2 separate regions of the Homo sapiens genome follow, and region 2 is linked to region 1. A link is a loop called in an ENCODE intact Hi-C map of the cell type or tissue named here. Cell type or tissue: left ventricle myocardium inferior. All regions are shown on one strand. Each heading gives the region's core, and the rest is flanking DNA. Links, peaks and the distances in the headings are about the cores only. Region 1 holds the start of CCL3 (C-C motif chemokine ligand 3). Region 2 holds the start of LOC105371746 (a long non-coding RNA gene).

Evidence for each region. A loop is a pair of places that touch in the nucleus more often than their neighbours do. Peaks named below come from ENCODE experiments on the same cell type or tissue, not always from the same donor. Only the 100,000 strongest peaks of a DNase experiment are listed, where the experiment ranks them.
Region 2: it touches region 1 in a loop (2.3-fold over the local background); 2 of 110 quality-filtered maps call a loop at or near these places.

What each region holds. Positions count from the first base shown.
Region 1 is chr17:36,083,941-36,094,647 of GRCh38, reverse strand. CCL3 (C-C motif chemokine ligand 3) reads left to right here and starts at 4,505. Exons shown (of 3, transcript NM_002983.3): 1 at 4,505-4,662; 2 at 5,351-5,465; 3 at 5,886-6,392. The coding sequence starts at 4,590. The coding sequence ends at 5,976. It overlaps CCL3-AS1 (CCL3 antisense RNA 1), which reads right to left. Exons shown (of 3, transcript NR_186417.1): 3 at 4,786-5,102. In left ventricle myocardium inferior, for the core only: no CTCF peak of the experiment used is centred there; a DNase peak (open chromatin) is centred at 4,407; H3K27me3 peaks cover 4,026 bases.
Region 2 is chr17:36,039,428-36,050,134 of GRCh38, reverse strand. It overlaps LOC105371746 (a long non-coding RNA gene), which reads left to right and starts at 9,308. Exons shown (of 3, transcript XR_001752856.2): 1 at 9,308-9,394. In left ventricle myocardium inferior, for the core only: no CTCF peak of the experiment used is centred there; no DNase peak of the experiment used is centred there; H3K27me3 peaks cover 1,350 bases.

The DNA of each region.
Region 1 (10,707 bases), core at 1-8,000:
AACGCTGGGACACAAATCAAATCCCTCCATGCTGAAGGGTCCATGGTGTTGACTGCTGGCTACTTTCTGTCACCACCACCTAAGGAATCTTGGGTGGTCAGTTTCCCAAAGATCAAGACTGTGACACCATGGTCTTTCTTTCTCTCTTTCTTTCTTTTTTCTTTTTCTCTCTCTTTCTTTCTTTTGCTTTCTTTCTTTTTTCTTCCTTTCTCTCTTTCTTCTTTCTTTCTCTCTCTTTCTTTCTTCTTTCTTTCTCTTTCTCCTTTCTTTCTCTTTCTTTCTTTCCTTCCTTCCTTTCTTTTTAAAGCAAATCATAACCTTTTAGATCAAGTTACTGAAAACTTCTTTATATAAGTTTACATTTCTCTTTCTAATTGCATCTTTATCACGACACTCAATTCTATTTTTTTTTTTTTTTTTTTTTTTTTTTTGAAACAGAGTCTCGCTCTATCACCCAGGCTGGTCGCAGTGGTGCGATCTTGGCTCACTACAACCTCCCAGGTTCTGGTGATTCTCCTGCCTCAGCCTCCCAAGTACCTGGGACTACAAGCATGTGCCAACACGCCTGGCTAATTTTTTGTATTTTTAGTAGAGATGGGTTTCACCACGTTGGCCAGGCTGGTCTCAAACTCCTGGCCTCAGGTGATCCACCCACCTCGGCCTCCAAAAGTGCTGGGATTGCAGGCGTGAACCACCATGCCCCACTTCAATTCTCATTTTATTTAAAGATTCTTCCTTGGCTATGGAGACCCATCACACTTCTGACTCTCTCTCCTGATTCTGTGTGTGTGTGTGTGTGTATGTGTGTGTTTGTTTTATTTTAAGTTCAGGGATGCACATGCAGGTTTGTTACATACGTAAACTTGTGTCATGGGGGTTTGGTGTACAAGTGATTTCATCACCCAGGTATTAAGTCTAGTACCCATTAGTTATTTTTCCTGATTCTCTCCCCGTTTCCACTCACCATGGCCTTTCTTATCCTACCTTTCCCATTAGTATTTCAACTCCATAGTGAGAGTTCAGGCATAACACATATTGTTAGTCAAATCAGTGATTTATTTATTCATCAAATAGCTATTATGCTTCACTATATGTCAAGCATTGTGATTATCACTGGAGATACACTGGTAGCTAACACAGATAGTGGAATATAAAACTGACCAATTCCATCCACATGACCATGGGTACGTCATTTCAACTGGGAACATCAATTTACCACCTAGGAAATGTCTAAGACCCTCCCAACTCAACCCCGTCCTACATCTCCCTTATATTATTCATTCAATGTATATAAATTAAGCACATGCTGTGCATGTAACTATATTTCAATCCAAGCAAAACACATGGCAAAGGGATAGTTCCTGGTTTGGGGATTGATAGAGAAAGTCTTACAAATATATAAACACTGAGATAGAATTATATATTCAATAAATCATCTTTATTATAAAGAACACAATAATAAGAGATAGAGACTAGGTCACGAGGCTCATCATGTTATAATCATCATGTGCTAGGATTTGGTTTAAATCAACCAACAAGACATGGTCTGGAGTTGGTTTACAATCTGAGAAGACACTCTAAAAAATCTACCATTATAGGAGTGTTGTGAGGATCAAATATAATAAGTTGTGGTACAGGACGTGTAGCGTGTGGTACCTAGAGTCAGACTACCTGGATTTGAATCCCTGCTCTGCTAGTCATCAGCTTTACGGCCTTCGGAAAATTGCTTAACCTCTATTTACTTTGGTTTCTTCACCTATTCAACTGAGAAAGTATACTGGTAACTAAATCATAGGGTTGTTTTGAAGACAGTTCAAACGTGAATCCCTATTATGGAAATCAGCACATGGTGATCACTCAATAAAAATTACATATTGTGAACTAAAATTTGTGTAGTTGCTAATCTATCATTAGCGTGAAATAAAAATTTGTTTCCAAACTCCCACATTGCCTTTATTAAACTATAAATTTCTTGAGAAAAAGAAACTAAAATAAAATCAACAGGGCATGGTCTAGATTTTTGAAGAGCAAATTACATAGATAACTAATTATAACACACGGTGCTGTAATGACAGAGATAGAAGATGTCCCTTATCAGAACACTGACTGATTCAGCAGTTTCCATTTCCTTTTCTCACTCTCCACAACTCACAGAAGCCAGCTCTCAGAAATGGAATCACGAGTATGGAGGGGGTTCCCCTAAGAAGTGAGTGAGGGAATGCAATTCTGGGTATCACTGAGAGCTGGGAGGCAGAGGGTGGGGTGAGAAGGAGGCATTGCCTGTGATGTAGGTTTCTAATGATACAAGTGGCAGAGATACCTTTATTTGGAATTGGTAGCAATAGGGGAAGATACATGGATGCCAAAGCTCCGGTGAAACCTACCACGGCCCCTGATCTTGCTTCTGCTTCTCCTCCCTCAAGACTGGCACTAGCCATCATTGGGGTGGGAAGGAAACAGAGCCCATGTGTATTAAAAGACCTAAGTCTACAGACACTTAGAAAGGACAGAATTCCAAAGGCATGGTCGCACTTGGCTTCTGTCCTCTGTTATTCTCCAGCATCAAATGTATCAACTCTAACCCCTTTGGGGGGAATACAAGGCCTGTCCTGGTTTGGTCCCAATTTAGCTTTATCATCCATATTCACCCCCACTGCTCTGCAGCTCCACTGAAGCACCCCCTCTTTCCTCTGAACCCACAATGTCACACTCAGGACTCTGCCTCAGCTGGGCACTCATCTATAGATGCCTAAATCCCGGGCAGTTATCCAGACACAACTAAAGTTCCATCCCTTCCATGAAGCCTTCCCCAACCCTCTGGTGGAAGGTCACTTCTTCCCCTCGTGGGATTCTGAGCTTTCATTTCTTTTTCTACTAGGAGTCCTAGCACTTTCGGCTAAATGCTACAATTACCTGTTCATACACTCTACCTGCCCCCACGAGATCAGGGGCATCTCAGAAACAAAGATCATTAAAACCAACTAAATCTATTTCTCATTATAAAATGAGGTATGCTGATTGATTGTGAAAGAATAAAATAACAAAGTATGGAAAAGAAAAAAAAGCATATAATCTGGCTGAGAAGGTAGAGACCCTTCCACACCACTGAAATTATGTATTGAAAAGAATAAGTAAAAAACTGCTTCAATTTGGCATGATTTATGTAAGTATAGTATAGGATCCTTAAAATGGTTCAAAGAAATGGGAAATCAAGACTTCATTTTGGCCAAAACCATTGAACAGAAACTTCAGCATATTTATCAATAATTTCTTTCAGATTAAACAACTGACAACAACCTATTTTTCAACCAGTGATGTTGGAAATGTTTTTTTAAAAATTAGTTTATAAATTTGTGGGCTGACCAAGAAGGTAATAAAGTCTAACTAAGTAAAATGAGAAAAATTCAGAAAAAGAAAAAAATAAGAAAATAAATCACCCAGGGACCTATCACACAAATATAAGAACTATTCATTCTTTAAGGCATGTATTTCCAAGCCTTTGTATTTTTTTCCATGCTTAGGGTTGGCAAGGAATATATATATATTTGTACAAATATATATGTGTATATGTACAAATACATGTATATATAGTACAAATATATATATATATTTGTACAATTCTTCAGACTTTGTAGAATTTGTATAATGTCGTATCTTGCTTTTTTTAACCACTGATGTTATAAGCATATTTATGCCACTTCATTCATTTTAGAGACTTAATAATAAATGATCTAGTGGATAATTTATCATTCCCTGATGGAGAAAAATTTAGCTTTGTTTATTTTAGAGTTATAAACGATGCTGGGTCAGGTATCTTTATGTTTGAAGATGGCTCCATATTTGGGTTGTTTCCACAGAACTCTTTCCTAGAAATGCTTTTTCTAGGTTAATGGCTACAGATATTTCTAGGCACCTGACATATTGACACCCACCTCTAAAGTATTTTTATGATCCACAACTAGCGTTTAACACAGCGCCCTAGTCACTACATGACTAATAAATAGACAAATGACTGAAACATGACCTCATGCTTTCTATTCCTCCAGCTTTCATTCAGTTCTTTGCCTCTGGGAGGAGGAAGGGTTGTGCAGCCCTCCACAGCATCAGCCCATCAACCCTATCCCTGTGGTTATAGCAGCTGAGGAAGCAGAATTGCAGCTCTGTGGGAAGGAATGGGGCTGGAGAGTTCATGCACAGACCAGTTCTTATGAGAAGGGACTGACTAAGAATAGCCTTGGGTTGACATATACCCCTCTTCACACTCACAGGAGAAACCATTTCCCTATGAAACTATAACAAGTCATGAGTTGAGAGCTGAGAGTTAGAGAATAGCTCAAAGATGCTATTCTTGGATATCCTGAGCCCCTGTGGTCACCAGGGACCCTGAGTTGTGCAACTTAGCATGACAGCATCACTACGCTTAAAAATTTCCCTCCTCACCCCCAGATTCCATTTCCCCATCCGCCAGGGCTGCCTATAAAGAGGAGAGCTGGTTTCAGACTTCAGAAGGACACGGGCAGCAGACAGTGGTCAGTCCTTTCTTGGCTCTGCTGACACTCGAGCCCACATTCCGTCACCTGCTCAGAATCATGCAGGTCTCCACTGCTGCCCTTGCTGTCCTCCTCTGCACCATGGCTCTCTGCAACCAGTTCTCTGCATCACGTGAGTCTGAGTTTCGTTGTGGGTATCACCACTCTCTGGCCATGGTTAGACCACATCAATCTTTTCTTGTGGCCTAAAAGCCCCCAAGAGAAAAGAGAACTTCTTAAAGGGCTGCCAAACATCTTGGTCTTTCTCTTTAAGACTTTTATTTTTATCTCTAGAAGGGGTCTTAGCCCCCTAGTCTCCAGGTATGAGAATCTAGGCAGGGGCAGGGGAGTTACAGTCCCTTTTACAGATAGAAAAACAGGGTTCGAAACGAATCAGTTAGCAAGAGGCAGAATCCAGGGCTGCTTACTTCCCAGTGGGGTATGTTGTTCACTCTCCAGCTCACTCTAGGTCTCCCAGGAGCTCTGTCCCTTGGATGTCTTATGAGAGATGTCCAAGGCTTCTCTTGGGTTGGGGTATGACTTCTTGAACCAGACAAAATTCCCTGAAGAGAACTGAGATAAGAGAACAGTCCGTTCAGGTATCTGGATCACACAGAGAAACAGAGAACCCACTATGAAGAGTCAAGGAGAAAGAAGGATACAGACAGAAACAAAGAGACATTTCTCAGCAAAAATGCCCAAATGCCTTCCAGTCACTTGGTCTGAGCAAGCCTGCCTTCCTCAACTGCTCGGGGATCAGAAGCTGCCTGGCCTTTTCTTCTGAGCTGTGACTCGGGCTCATTCTCTTCCTTTCTCCACAGTTGCTGCTGACACGCCGACCGCCTGCTGCTTCAGCTACACCTCCCGGCAGATTCCACAGAATTTCATAGCTGACTACTTTGAGACGAGCAGCCAGTGCTCCAAGCCCGGTGTCATGTAAGTGCCAGTCTTCCTGCTCACCTCTATGGAGGTAGGGAGGGTCAGGGTTGGGGCAGAGACAGGCCAGAAGGCTATCCTGGAAAGGCCCAGCCTTCAGGAGCCTATCGGGGATACAGGACGCAGGGCTCCGAGGTGTGACCTGACTTGGAGCTGGAGTGAGGCATGTGTTACAGAGTCAGGAAGGGCTGCCCCAGCCCAGAGGAAAGGGACAGGAAGAAGGAGGCAGCGGGACACTCTGAGGGCCACCCCTACTGAGTCACTGAGAGAAGCTCTCTAGACAGAGATAGGCAGGGGGCCCCTGAAAGAGGAGCAAGCCCTGAGCTGCCCAGGACAGAGAGCAGAATGGTGGGGCCATGGTGGGCCCAGGATTCCCCTGCTGGATTCCCCAGTGCTTAACTCTTCCTCCCTTCTCCACAGCTTCCTAACCAAGCGAAGCCGGCAGGTCTGTGCTGACCCCAGTGAGGAGTGGGTCCAGAAATATGTCAGCGACCTGGAGCTGAGTGCCTGAGGGGTCCAGAAGCTTCGAGGCCCAGCGACCTCGGTGGGCCCAGTGGGGAGGAGCAGGAGCCTGAGCCTTGGGAACATGCGTGTGACCTCCACAGCTACCTCTTCTATGGACTGGTTGTTGCCAAACAGCCACACTGTGGGACTCTTCTTAACTTAAATTTTAATTTATTTATACTATTTAGTTTTTGTAATTTATTTTCGATTTCACAGTGTGTTTGTGATTGTTTGCTCTGAGAGTTCCCCTGTCCCCTCCCCCTTCCCTCACACCGCGTCTGGTGACAACCGAGTGGCTGTCATCAGCCTGTGTAGGCAGTCATGGCACCAAAGCCACCAGACTGACAAATGTGTATCGGATGCTTTTGTTCAGGGCTGTGATCGGCCTGGGGAAATAATAAAGATGCTCTTTTAAAAGGTAAACCAGTATTGAGTTTGGTTTTGTTTTTCTGGCAAATCAAAATCACTGGTTAAGAGGAATCATAGGCAAAGATTAGGAAGAGGTGAAATGGAGGGAAATTGGGAGAGATGGGGAGGGCTACCACAGAGTTATCCACTTTACAACGGAGACACAGTTCTGGAACATTGAAACTACGAATATGTTATAACTCAAATCATAACATGCATGCTCTAGGAGAATTCACTACTCGAATGGCCACCATTAAGCATAGTATTCTGTAGGGCATATTCATGATGAATCAAGCTCTTAATAGCAATTATTTACATTGTTGAGGCTTACTCCTCCTACTGAGCGCTTTTTATACATTGCTCATTTAATCTTACCAATGCAATAGTACAGCTTAGGTACTATTAATACCTCCACTTGACAGAAAAGTAACCCAGGGCTCAGAAAGGTTAGACAACTTGGCTGAGGTTACACAGCACGTAAACGGTCAATTGTGTTCCAAAACTGGACTTTTATTGAACTACAGACTATGCTGTTAACCATTGACCAAGTTATTTCCCAAAGTATGACCCGCCTATACTCAAATCTTACCCCATTCTTTAACAGATGATACTTTATCCATTGCAACCACTTCCTGTCAGGATTCTGAGTTGACATAGAGTGTTTGAGCAGTGATTGTTGAAGCCACTTAAATAGGATCTTTAAGTGTAGACCTGGGAACTGATATTTTTATCAAGCTCATGAGGTGTTCCATAGCATGTTAATGACTGAGAGCCACTGTCAATAGAATTCACCACTGTTTTCTAAATGTGGTAAGTCTCTGCATATGGCAACAGGTGTATTATACATTATTTCTCTAGAATCTACACTCTACAAAATAAATAGCTAATGTTAGAGAAGGAAAAGACAATCAGCTTCTGTGTGGAGCAGGATGCTGTCTATAGGTTTACTGTGAAAGGTAAGTTATTTAATAGATGGATTGTTTGCATTATCTGTACAAGAAATCCATACTAAGCTAGGGTCCTTTTTGCAGAAGAAAGAGAAATTCAAAATATTTGTGTGAAAACCAAACGTGTTAATTTTTACGAGCTATGCTTATTTCATTTTGTTTCAAATAATCTATTTTTTGTGTCCAAACATGTTTAGAATTGTAGTGTTCCAACTCTTTAAAGCATAAACACTACTACTTAGCAAATATTAAAATGCATATACTATGTGAACTACATCCCATTTGACCTGATCCCATTTCTAGGAATCTGCTTCATAGAAACACTGCCAAAAGATAAGATATGTAGACATGAGGATATTCTTTGCAGTGTGGTTGGCAAACAGCAAAGAAATGCAAACAGTCATCAGTAGGGGATTAATCAGTAGAGGATTAAGATGTCCATCAGTGGAATATTCTGAAGTCAGTAAAAAAAAAGTAGCACACATCTATAACTGTGGAAAGTGTCCATAATATTATATGTAAAAGGCAGACCTAATTACATTCAGTATATGCATATATATTCTCTACATATGCTATGGAACTATCTGTAAAGTATATTATTTTGTTTTATTTTTAAATGCCATATATACATATATATTTACATAGGCAAATATTTGGAAAGATACACATCAAATAGCTAACTGATTTCTTTGAGGAAATGAGGCTTTTTTTTTTTTTTAGGAATGAGGGTTTTTCCTTTTTATATTCTGCACTTTTAAAACTTTGAGTTATTTTCTGATTAGCTTGCATAGCTTACCTCTCTGGTCTCATCTTACCCTATTCTTTGATGGGTGATATTCCATCCATCACAACCACTTTCTGGTAGGGATTCTGAGTTGATGCAGAGAGGATAGAGCTCAACCTGGCTTATACTGTTTTGATGCCATGATGGCTTTCATATAATGAGGGTACAGCAACAAACACGTCTTTTTGACAAGGCTGTTTCTCTCTCTCTCTCTCTCTCTCACACACACACACGCACACACACACACACACACACACACACACACACACAAGCAGCTTTTGTCCCCATAGACGCAGTGAAGGTGTCATCATTCCTTCTTTATTGGCTTTCAGGAAAAAATATAGGGGCATACAATATTTGCCTGCACTGAATTGTTTCTCAAGGTCTAGAAACCCAAAGCTAAACGAAGTTTAATCATGCCCAACATTCCCTAAATACAAGTGTTATGAACAAACAGTAAGTTGAACAAAGACCCCTGATAGGGAACTGGAGAATGGGTACTGCATTTTTAAGCAGTTCAGCTGATCTGGCAGTCCCTAGCTCTCCTCCCTGGGAGAATGTCCTCTATGGACAATCTGAGATGTGCAATGTGGAGGATCTGCTTTCTGGAGGCTGCTGACTTCCTGTCTGTGTGAGTTAGCCTGAGGTTGCCTTAGGTATTGTGCAATCAGCAACTTTTTGGAACCAGTCTTATGGTTTCTTTGGCAATGTGACTCCCTTCTAATGTCTGTAGGCTACTATTTGCTTCTGATCAATTCCATGGGCCAGGTAGCCAGAAGCAGACAGGTTGTCAGTTACATAGTTTGCATTTGCATTTTAACTGGGGTTGGGGATGTGCATTTTCTTTTTTCTTTTTTTTTTTTTTTTTTTGAGATGGAGTCTCCCACTATCACCCAGGCTAGAGTGCAGTGGCGTGATCGCGGCTCACTGTAACCTCCGCCTTCCGGGTTCAAGCGATTCTCCTGCCTCAGCCTCCCAAGTAGCTGAATTACAGGTGCCCGCCACCACACCCAGCTAAGTTTTTATATTTTTAGTAGAGATAGGGTTTCACCATGTTGGCCAGGCTGGCCTCTAACTCCTGACCTCATGATCCGCCAGCATTGGCCTCCCAAAGTGCTGAGCTTACAGGCGTGAGCCACTGCGCCCAGCTGGGGATGTGCACTTTCTAGCACAGACTGCACTACCATTGTCACCCCGACCTCCCAGCCCCTGGTGAGAGACCTCTGCCTGCATCTTGGCCCATGTGGAGGTGATGAATATTTGACGCTTGGCCTCATTATGTCTCTCATCTTCCTGTCTCTGCTCATGCTAACTTTATCTTAGAGTAGAAAATCCTGCATTTACAGCCCTTTCAGTCTTCAGATTACTGGATTCTCAGTCAACAGGCTGGAAGGGCCTTTTTAGCAAGTCGCATTTCTTCTTTTTCAATTTCAGATGAGCCCATTTCAAAGTAGCCTAAACTCTTTCTTAAAGGACCTTACTGATATAATACACAGCAACTAAATTCCAATATTCAGAATCTTTTCTAACAAATTCCTTAATGCTGCAGCCTTGGTATTTGGCACAGGCTTTTAGCACCAAAATAAGACAGACCATAGTTCAACCAGCACGTGCAATACCTTGTAATGGGTATGGCAAAAGGTAGTGCCCAGACAGGACAGCATGGTGAATATCACCTGGGAACTTGGGAGAAAGGCATATTCTGAGCCCCACTTCCTTTCTTAATAGACTAGGGCCCAGCAACCTGTGTTTTCACAAGGCTCCAGGTAATTCTGATGCATGTAAGGTTTAAAACTCACTTCCATTTCACAAGGTCCTCACCAAATTACCTCCTACTTTCTCATTTCAGCCAGTTCCACACTTCAGTCAGGGCCTGTGACTTTTAACAAACCCTGTGTCTCTGCACAGATGCAGATCTCGTATCTCTCAGGATGCTGGCAGTTTCCAGGCAGAAAGCAAACAAGCAAACCAAACTCAAAGAGGCTTTGAGTAAATGCACCTTGTGGCTCCAAGACTATAGGGCATCGAGGTGGCCCTAGCTCCAGGCAAGGCTGGACGCAGCGGCCCTGTGGTATCTCATGAGTCCTCTTTGCTTCTCTTTCTGATCTCCCTTTCCTGTGAGAGGCCCTGGGTGGCTGCCAGTACCTGCCAGTGTACATGAATCCTTGTTCATTTTCTGCAGGGAAGAGTGAGTCTGTGTTCCCATTGGAAAAAACATCACTAGGCCCTTTTGGATTTGACTGACTTAGGAACCGAATTCCTAACCAGTCGCTGTGGTTATGGGGATGGGTTTCATTGATTTGCTTAAGTTAATCAAGGCACATAACTTGAATCTTTGGGTTTACTGAATTTTACATAAACTTAAAGCCTGAGAATGGTGGGGAAGGGGGTTTGCCCTGAAGAAATGTGAGTTTCTGGCATCAGGGAACATGCAGAATAGATGCTGGTCAGGAAAAACAAGTTTTCACTATAATGTGTTTGTCTTTTTCCTGTTATTTTTGTCTTGATGATATAAAAGGCACTAATACTTTGTGTGTGGTAAACATTTCTTCTCCTATGCTCTCTAGATTAGAAACTATTAGTCGTCCACTTTCCTGAA
Region 2 (10,707 bases), core at 1,186-9,185, 46 kb after region 1:
CTCCTTTACTTTGAGCCTATTGGTGTATTTACATGTTCAATGAGTCTCTTGTAGGGTACAATTTGCCAATCTATATCTTTTAGGCCTTTTACATTCAAGATTAATATTGACATGTGAGGTTTTGTTCCTGTAATAGTATTGTTAACTAGTTGTTTTGTAATCACTTTATAAGATCTGTGAATTTTGTACTTATGTGTCCTTTTACTGTAGCAAGTATCATCCTTTTGTCTCCATGTTTAGAACTCCTCTGAGTATTTCTTGCACAGTTGGTCTAGTGGTGACAAATTCCCTTAGTGTTTGTTTGTCCGGAAAAAACTTTATTTCTCCTTTGTTTATGAAATTTAATTTGGCAGAATATAATATACTTGGCTGACTTTTTTTCCTTTAGGGAAAAGACTTTATTTCTCCCCTGTTTATGAAATTTAGTTTTGCAGGATATAATATACTTGGTTGGCTTTTCTTCTCTTTAAGAAGGATAAAAGGCTGGGTGCGGTGGCTCACACCTGTAATCCCAGCACTTTGGGAGGCCGAGGCGGGTGGATCACAAGGTCAGGAGATTGAGACCATCCTGGCTAGCACAGTGAAACCCTGTCTCTACTAAAAATAAAAAAAAAATTAAAAAAAATTAGCTGGGCATGGTGGTGGGCGCCTGTAGTCCCAGCTGCTTGGGAGGCTGAGGCAGGAGAATGGTGTGAACCCAGAAGGCGGAGCTTGCAGTGAGCTGAGATCATGCCACTGCACTCCAGCCTGGACAACAGAAGGCTAAAAATAAGATCCCAATCTCTTCTGGTTTATAAGGTTCTGCTGAGAAGTCTGCTGTTAGTCTGATTGGACTTCCTTTATAGGTGACTTGATCCTTCTTTCTAGCTACCTTCAAGCGTTTTTCTTTAGCACTGTATTTGGATAGTCTCATGACTATGTGCCTTGTTGATGTTCATCTTGTATAGAATCTCACAGTTTTTCTCTGAATTTCTTGTATCTTGATGTCTAACTTTCTAGCAATAAGAGAAATGTTCCTGAATTATTCCCTTGAGTATGTTTTCCAAATTGCTTACTTTTTCTCTTTCTCACTCAGGAATGCCTATAAGTTGTAGGTGTGGTTGCTCTACCTAATCCCATATTTCTTGAAGGCTTTGTTCCTTTTTTAAAATTATCTTTTATATTTTTCTGACTGGATTAACTCAAAAGATCAGTCTTCAAGCTCCAAAATTCTTTCTTCTTCTTGGTCTAGTCTATTGCTAAAGCTTTCCACTATATTTTGAAATTCCTTTACTAAATTTTTTCATTTCCAGAAGTTCTGTTTGTTTGTTTTAATATAGCTGTCTTTCATATCCTGAATGGTTTTCCTGGTTTCTTTCTGTTGAGTTTCAACTTTCTCTTGGATATCATTGAGCTTCCTTACAATCCATATTTTGCATTCTTTATCTGTTATTTCAGAATCCTCATTTTGGTTGAGATCCATTGTTAGAAAGCTAGTGAGAGCCTTTGGGGCTGTCAAAACATTCTGTCTGTTTCTACCACCAGAGTTCTTGAACCGATTCCTCCTCATCTGAAAGTACTGTTGCTTTTTATTTTTGAATGTGCTATTATTTGGATGGGAATTTTATCTTTTTTTTCCCTTGAGGGTATGACTGTCATGTATGCTGTGATTATTTGCTTCATTTCTTGGTGCTTTCAGGGGGCCAAGGCTCTGTATAGGTTCCTTGGTTATAGACAGCTTTTGTGCAGTGTTTTTCTAAAATGTTGCTTGTTTTAGCAATGTATTGGGAGTATGAGCTGACTCACTATCTTCTGTGGGGCTGAGTGTGGAAGTCTCAGGAAGCTTATCTCATACACTAGCACTATGCCCTTCTGATAGCGGGTTTTTATTTGGTGGAGCAGTTCAGTCTCCAGTCTAGTAAGTGGCACTTAATAAGAGCCAACTCACCCTCAGTAGCCAAGTGATAAGGAGAGGCACCTGCCAGATGGAGGGTGGTTGGGGAGTTCGTGTTGGGATATGCTGAAGTCTTGGGGTAGGGACAGGTGAGGTTGAGAGAGTCACAGCACCAACTCATCACCCTGGGCAGGCAGGAACACAATCTGCTTCCCTATCATGCCCCTGCCACAGGGCCTGCAATATTCAGTTCATACAGACATTGTCCTTTGGCTCCTGGCTGCAGTGTGACTGAGTTCTGCAGAAAAACCCCTCTGGTGGCTACCACTGAAAGGGGCTCAGGGCAAAGCCTCTTCCCCCGGTCCAGCTCTGTGACTTGTCTGCCCTCCATTGCCTGCTTCTCAGTGTAGGAAGAGGGAGATGGGCCCTGACTTTTGTGCATGTCCAGGTAGCACAGGCTTATTTTCAGTGGGGGTGCAGCTTCTGCAAGTGGCACCTGGAAAGGCTGTCTCCACGTGTGCTTGCACCAGCCTCCAGTGGGGAAAGCCTCTGCTGTGTCTGCAACAGTGGATGAGGGAGAAGGAAATGATCCCTCTCCACACCTATTCTCGGCCACCAGTGCCTCCCCCTTCAGTGATCAACACCATTTCCACATTTCCTTTGTCCCAAGGGAGGCTTTGACAGGCTGCACTGCATCCTCCCCTAGGGATGCCCACACTGAGGGCTAGATCTCAGGGGAACTCACAGCTCTCCAGGGACCCACTGATCCCCTGTGGGTGCCAAATTCAGAGTGAGTTCTGGAGTATGTTTGCAGGGGATCTGGTAATGCAACGTAAGGGCCGAGGTTCCCTGGCAGGGCAGTGGCCCATAATGGGTGAACAACAAGTATGGCATCTGCTGTTTCAGGTAGGACCTGAGTGGAGTGCAGATCCACCAGCACAAGCTGGCCAGCCAATTCTCTCACCCTGGAAAGTTACCAAATTGCCACCAACAGAATTGTCTGTGGTTGTGAGGGCAGAGGGGCTCCCCAACAGCTTAGTGGTCAGCAGTTTATTGCAGGGATGAAGGGAGCAGAGAAGCATTCCCACTGACCTTTTCCATGGGACCCCAAGTTCCTCATAGGTCAATGTCTGCCAGACTCTTGCTGCTTTCCTTTCTTGTGCCCCAGCTTCTTCCCATGGGTTCTCTGACAGGTCCTGGCTGTCTTCCCTCAGTTTTCCATTTGGATCATGACCATTAACAGGTAACTTCGATCTTCTTTCTGAAAAGAACTCGCATCCAACATTCCTAGTCAGCCTTTTTTTTTAAATTAAATTGAAAATAATTTGCATTTTATAAATATGCATGATAGCAGAACTGACTATACATCTATACAATGGAGTACTACTCAGCAAGAAAAAGGACCCAACTACTGATACATACAATGATATGTTTTGAATGTGTGTCTTCAACCAAATCTCATATTGAAATGTGATCCCTAGTGTTGGACCTGGGGCCTGGTGGGAGGTGGTTGGATCATGGGTGCAGATTTCTCATGAATGATTTAGCATTATTCTCTTTGATACTTTCCTCACAATAGTGAGTTAATTATCATGAGATCTAGTCATTTAAAACTGTGTAGCACTTCCCCCCTCTCTCTCTTGCTCCTGCTCTGGCCCTGTGATATGCCTGATCTCCTCTCACCTTCCACAATGATTGTAAGTTTCCTGAAGCCTCCCCAGAAGCCAAGTAGATACCAGCTTCATGCTACCTGTATAGCCTGCAGAACCATGAGCCAATTAAACCTCTTTTCCTTATAAATTACCTAGTGTCTGATATTTCTTGATAACAACGTGAGAATGATCTAATACATACAAAAGTATGGATAAATCTCAAAAGCAGAATGATAAACAAATGAGTCCAGACTGGGAAAAAGCTACAAACAGTATTATTCCATTTACATAATAGAATGTATAAGGCAAAACTATAGAGACAAAAGTCAGATCTGGTTTCCAAGGACTGGGGATAGGAGAAAGTGACTACAAAAGGAACACAAAGGGACTTTATGGAGTGATGGGAATGTTATCAATTTTGATGGTAGTGGTGGTTACATGACTGTCCATCTGTCAAAACTCATCAAGTTGTATACATAAAAATGATTAACTATATCTGTATTTAAATTATATGTCAATAAACCTGACTCCCTGCCACTCCCCCAACACACACACACACACACACACACACACACACACACACACAAAATCAGAGGACTGCAGATATGGGCCGGGGGGTGGGTAAAGCAAATTGAACTAAACTCCAAAAAGTGATGCACTGAACTTTAACTTTCAATAGCTATGTCTGAGTTAACATGACAGATTAGAATTCCAAGGAGCCCCAAATGCAGAGCAAGACTGTACCCATCTGCCAACTCTTTCCTACAAGTCCCCACCAAGAGCATCATTAGCATACTAAGGGCTGGGGGCAACAGAGCTGAGAGAGAAACCCTTGAGTTGTGTTGGGCCTCCACTAAGTTCAAAACAACTACATTCCAGAGGCAGGGAACAGAAAATAGAAAGGAGTTTTGTCTATTCAAGGTTCACCAAATTTTCAGCTACTGAAGGTAGAGGGCATGGCAGGAAATCTGAGATAAATCCATCCAAGGCACTCTAGGCTACTGAAAATAGGGGACAGGAAAGCTAAGAGGAATCATTCTGGAACACTTGGGCCTTCAGCTACTGAAGTCAGGTGCAGGAGAGTTTAAAGAAATCCCTCTGGGGGCATTCCAGCCCTTTGAAAAATTTAAAGTAGCTGCCTTCCAAAATCCGTGGTAAAAGCAAAGCAAAATCTCTTGAGGTGCAGAAAGCTAGGAACAGGACTATAAAGAGAAATTACCAGTGACCCTGATGGGCAAATAGACAGTAAATTTTTTTTAATTTCCTATGGTTCAGAAATCTGGCAACACAAAGAGATCTTAAGAATCTTGCTAATACTCAGGTCCCAAGCCCTGCTGAAGGGAAAGTCTTGAGCCTGTCCTCAAAACGTTTAAAGCCCAGTGCAAATTGAGTCAAACTAAAGCCCAGATTTAGCTCAACTACAGATTAGACTGAATCAGTCCCTTACTCTAGCAGCCTAAAAGAAGAGGTATGCCTATTTTGGGTGTATTATTTGCTTCAATCCTAATTGTTTTTATATATAAAATGCCCAATACAATAAATTATGAGACATGCAAAGAAATAAGAAAATGTAACCTGTGATCAGGAGAAGAAATAGCTAATAGAAGCAGAGACAGAGATGTCCTGGATGTTAAAATGATCGAATGGGGACTTTAAAATATATATATATATATGGTAAAAATGATAAAAGATTTGGTAGAACAGGTGGCCAATGTGAACGAAGGGATGAGAATTTCACCGCAGACACTGAAATCTTTCAAAAGAACCCAAAAAAGGAAAGCTGGAAATGCAAAATAATATCTGATAAATGGTTGCATTAGCTAGGCTAACAGCAGACGAGACCGGGCAGAGAAAAAAATTGGTAGACTTGAAGATGGTTCAATAGAAAGACTCTAAAGTGAATCACACACAAAAACATGCTGAAAATAAAAAAGAGCACATCCAAGACACATAGGAAAATATAAAATAAAGTACCATACATGTACTTAGAATACTAGGCAGAGAGGAGTGAGAGAATGGAAAGAAAAAAATATTGGAAATCATAATTGACAAAAGACATACATCAGACTACAGATCCCAAAACCTTGGAAACCTCGAGCAAGATAAATCAAATAAAATGACAGTTAGGCACAACATAAGCAATGGCTGAAAAGGAAAGAAAAAGAGTAAACCTTAAAAGTAGCCAGAGAGAAAAGATACATTACATATAGGGAAACAATAATACAAATGATGTCTGACATTTCACCACAAATGATGGGAGCAGAGACAAGAGAACATCTTTAAAGTCAAGTTAGAATTTCTATGTCCAACTAAAATAGCCTTCAAAAATGAAGGTAGGGGCTGGGCATAGTGGCTTACTCCTGTAATCCCAATACTTCAGGAGTTTGAGGTGAGTGGATTGCTTGAGTTTAAGACCAGCCTGGGCAACCTAGGGAGACTACGTCTCTACAAAAAAATTAAAATTAGCTGGGCATGGTGGTGCATGCCTGTGGTCCCAGCTATTTGGGAGGCTGAGGTGGAGAGATGACTAGAAGCCCAGGAGTTCAAGGCTGCAATAAGTCTTGAACATGCCACTGCACTTTAGCCTGGGTGACAGAAGGAGACCCTGTCTCAAAAAAAAAAAAAAAAATGAAGACAGAATAAAGACATTTTTAGACCACAAATACTGTTAAAAGAAGGTCTTAAGTCCGAAGGGAAATAATATCAGATAGAATGTAAGACATGCAAAAGTAATAAAGAGAACTAAGAAAAGGAAATATCTAGGTAAATATTAAAGATTCTATTTTAGCATCTTTACATAAAATAATAATATTATATAATAATATCAACCATTTCAGCAAAAATAGCATTAGTGTTATTTTGGTTTATAAGACAAAAGTGCAAATCATGGGATGGGGAAAATTGTTGAATACTGTGGTAAGAGCCTCTTATTATTTATAAGGTAGTATAAAATCAAGCAAAAAATAAAAAGAGATACTAAAAGATATTTGAGTCACAAAAAAATAAGAAAAGAAAAGGAACAAATAAAGTAAAATTTTAAAGGCAAAAATATAGAAAAATCTCAAAATAATCATGCTAAGTACAAGAAGCCAGATCAAAAAAAATATGTACTGTGGGATCCCATTTATATAAATTTCTGGGAAATGCAAAATAATCTACAGTGACAGAAAGTAGATCAGTTGTTCACTCAGGAGGAGTTGGTAGAAGACAGGAATTATAAACGGGCATGAGGAAACTCTCTAGGGTCATGGCCATGTTCATTATTTTGATTGCAGAGATGGTCTCACAGGTATACACATATGGTAAAGCTTATCAAATTATACTCTCTAAATTTAGGCAGTTTATTTTGTGTCAATTATATACCTCAATAAAGATATATACACACATATACATACATCTTATATGCCAAAATGTTAGAGTTAAACCCAACCGTATCAATAATTACATTAAACATGACTGGATTAATCTCACCAGACTAGTTTTCAAAAAAAGCAAGACCCAACTATATTTTGTTTATTAAAAAACGAATTTTAAATCTAAAGACACACAAAGGTTGAAAAGAAAAGGATTGGAAAATGTACACCAGGCCAGGCATGGCGGCTCACGCCTGTAATCCCAGCATTTTGGGAGGCAGAGGCAAGTGGATCATGAGGTCAGGAGATCGAGACCATCCTGGCTAACACGGTGAAACCCTGTCTCTACTAAAAATATAAAAAATTAGCCAGGTGTGGTGGCGGGCACCTGTAGTCCCAGCTACTCGGGAGGTTGAGGCAGGAGAATGGCGTGAACCCGGGTGATGGAGCTTGCAGTGAGCGGAGATCACGCCACTACACTCCAGCCTGGGGGACAGAGCGAGATTCTGTCTCAAAAAAAAAAAAAAAAACAAAAAGAAAGAAAGAAAGAAAGAAAAAGGTACACCATGCAAATGGTAAGCATCAGAAAATTGTATTAATATCAGACGAAGTATACCTCAAGAAAAAGAATATTACTAAAGAAGAAGAGAGAGATTTCCTAATAAAAGGATCAACTCATCGAGAAGATATGAGTCTTAATGAGTATAAGAACTTCAAAATACATGAAGCAAATATTGAAAGAACTAAAGGGAGAAACAAAAACTTCCCAATCATATCTGGAGATTTTAGTACCCAACTCTTAGTAACTGCTAAATAAACAGAAATCAATAAGGATATGTAAATCTTAACACAATGAACCAAATGGACCTAACCGACATTTATAGGTTATTACATCCAACAAGTGAAAAATACATACTTTTTCATATACACATGGAAAATTCACCAAGACACACTGTATGCTGGCCCAAGAAACAAGTCTCAGTAAATGTTCAAGAATCAAAATAATACCGAGTATATTCTCTGACTATAATGGAATTTGATTAGAAATCAATAACAAGAAGATATTTAACCCCCCCCCAAATATTTGCAAATAAAGAATGTAATTCTAAATAATCTGTGGGACAAAGATGAAATCACAAGGGAAATTAGAAAATAACTGAATGATGAAAACCTGTCACATGAAAAACTACGGCATTATGAAGCTGAAGCAGCACTTAGAAGAGAATCTGTAGCGTTCAATGCTTCTATTCAAAAAGAAGAAAGGTGTAAAATAAAAGAATGAAGCTTCCACCTTAAGAAGCTAGGAAGAGTTGAGGAAACTGAACCCAAAGGAAACAGAAGAAAGAAAATAATAAGATTGTTATTCACTGAAACAGAAAACAGACTAAGAAAAAGAAAATCATCAAAGTCAAAATGAGTCATTGGAAAGATTGATAAAATTAATAAACTCTTGCTGCTTCTCAAACATTTTCCAGTAGGTTATTCACAAATTTGCATTAGAGACCAGCAGTGGATGCTCTCAGCATGTAGGTGTAGCCCTCTTGCCACTCGTAGGGGAGAGACATGGAGGGACACACAGCCCCCAAGACTCAAGAGATGGAGGGGGAACCTGGGACACCCAGACCTCCAGGAACTCATTAGACATGCAGGACATAGGGATAGGTCCCTGTGGTGTTTTCTGCATGGACCCACAGCCTGTAGGGAGCCAAGGAAGAGCCACCTTCATGCAGAGAAGAGGAAAGGAAAGGATAGCAGAGGGAAGTCAACCCGAGAAGAAACTCATGAACAATTTTTTAAAAAATCTAGGTCTTGGGGCTGGGCGCGGTGGCTCACGCCTGTAATCCCAGCACTTTGGGAGGCCGAGGCGGGCGGATCACGAGGTCAGGAGATCGAGACCATCCTGGCTAACACGGTGAAACCCCGTCTCTACTAAAAAAATACAAAAAATTAGCCGGACATGGTGGCGGGCGCCTGTAGTCCCAGCTACCCCGGAGGCTGAGACAGAATGGCGTGAACCCGGGAGGCAGAGCTTGCAGTGAGCCGAGATAGCGCCACTGCACTCCAGCCTGGGCGACAGAGCAAGACTCCTTCTCAAAAATAATAATATCATCATCATCATCATCATCATCATCATCATCATCATCATCATCATCGTCTAGGTCTTGGGATTTGCGGGATGCTCCTGGCTCTGAAAATAAACTGTCTCTGAGATCCCCAGGGTAGAGAAACATGGGGAGGTTACAGGCATTCTGCTGCAGGATTGTCTCTTCTTTATTCACTTCTCTCTCTTACCATTGCTTCCTCCACAGAGGAGACTGGAAAGGTCTATGCCAACTCCAGCAAGGTGTGGGTCCAGGAATACATCAGCAACTGGAATTAAACCCCGGCAAGGTCTGGACCCAGCAAGAAAAGTGCTAGAGATGTGAACAGATTGGGCACAGGGACCCAAAACAGGCAAAAGTCTCTGCAACCTCAGAAACTGATTCCAGATCTGGGGGTCTAACTTCATTTTAAATGTACGTATGCTATTTTACTTATAATCCCTTTTTGATTGTGAATTGTGTTGTTTACTAAATGTTCTGGGAAGTCAGATGGCCTTCTCTTGTCTCCCTCCACCTTTCCCCTTCAGTCACAAAGGGATTGACTCCATTTCATGGCTGCAATGAGCTATCTAGGCAGACATTGTAAGAAATTCATCAAACCAGCACATATTTATTGACTATGAGTAGCCAGTGCTGGGTTCAGGCTTTGAAAGAATAAAATATTCCTCTCTTTCTTTCTTCCTTGCTTCCTCACTTCCTCCCTTCCTAACTTCCTCCCTCCCTGTCTCCTTGTCTCCCTGTCTCTCTAGCTCCAAATTTAATAAACACTAGTTTGAAAAGTATTCATATTAGTGAAGATGTGGAGCAACTGACATGCACACACTGCTGCAGGGAGTGTGAATTTGTCCTCCCACCTTGGAAAATACCATTGTCATCTTGTTGCAGCAAAGGTGTGCATGGCCGATGACCTAGCAGTCACACTCCTAGAGAGAGCCACAGTTACCCTTGCACGTTCACAGCAGGAAACATACACAAGAATACTCCAATCAGTGCTGTTGGCACTAGCAAAAATAAAAGGGGCAAATGGAAAATAAATCACGGTATGTTCATAAACCAAAATATTACCAGGAACGAAAGCAAGCACATTACAGCTACATATAGTAAATAGTGTGAATCTCAGGAGCATAATGTTGAGAGGGAAAAAAAGCTATGGAATAAAACATATAATAATTCCATTTATGTAAGTTTGAAAACAGCCCAGAGCAGTGGCTCACACCTGCAGTTCGAACACGTTGGGAGGCCGAGGTGGGCGAATCGCTTGAGCCCAGGAGTTCAAGACCAGCCTGGACAACATGATGAAAACCCATCTCTACAAAAATAATACAAAAACCAGCCAGGCATGGTGGCACATACTTGTAGTCCCAGCTACTTGCGAGGATGAGGTGGGAGGATCTCTTGATTTCAGGGAGGTCGAGGCTGCAGTGAGCCATGATCGTGCCACTGCCCTCGGCCTGGGTGACAGAGTGAGATCCTGTCTCAAAAAAATGAAATGAAGTTTAAAAACATACAAAGTTAAATATATTAATATTCAAATCTATATGGTGAAATGATCAGAAAGGCAAGAGTATATTATAAACATTATTCAGGAGAGAGATCACTCTGTGGAAATGACCACTCAGGGACCATCCCAGGCATCGGGTACAGGGATGCTTGTTGTATTGCTACTCTTTATTCTCAGTCCATATTTTATGCCTAGTTAATATCAAAATATATATTATATATAATTT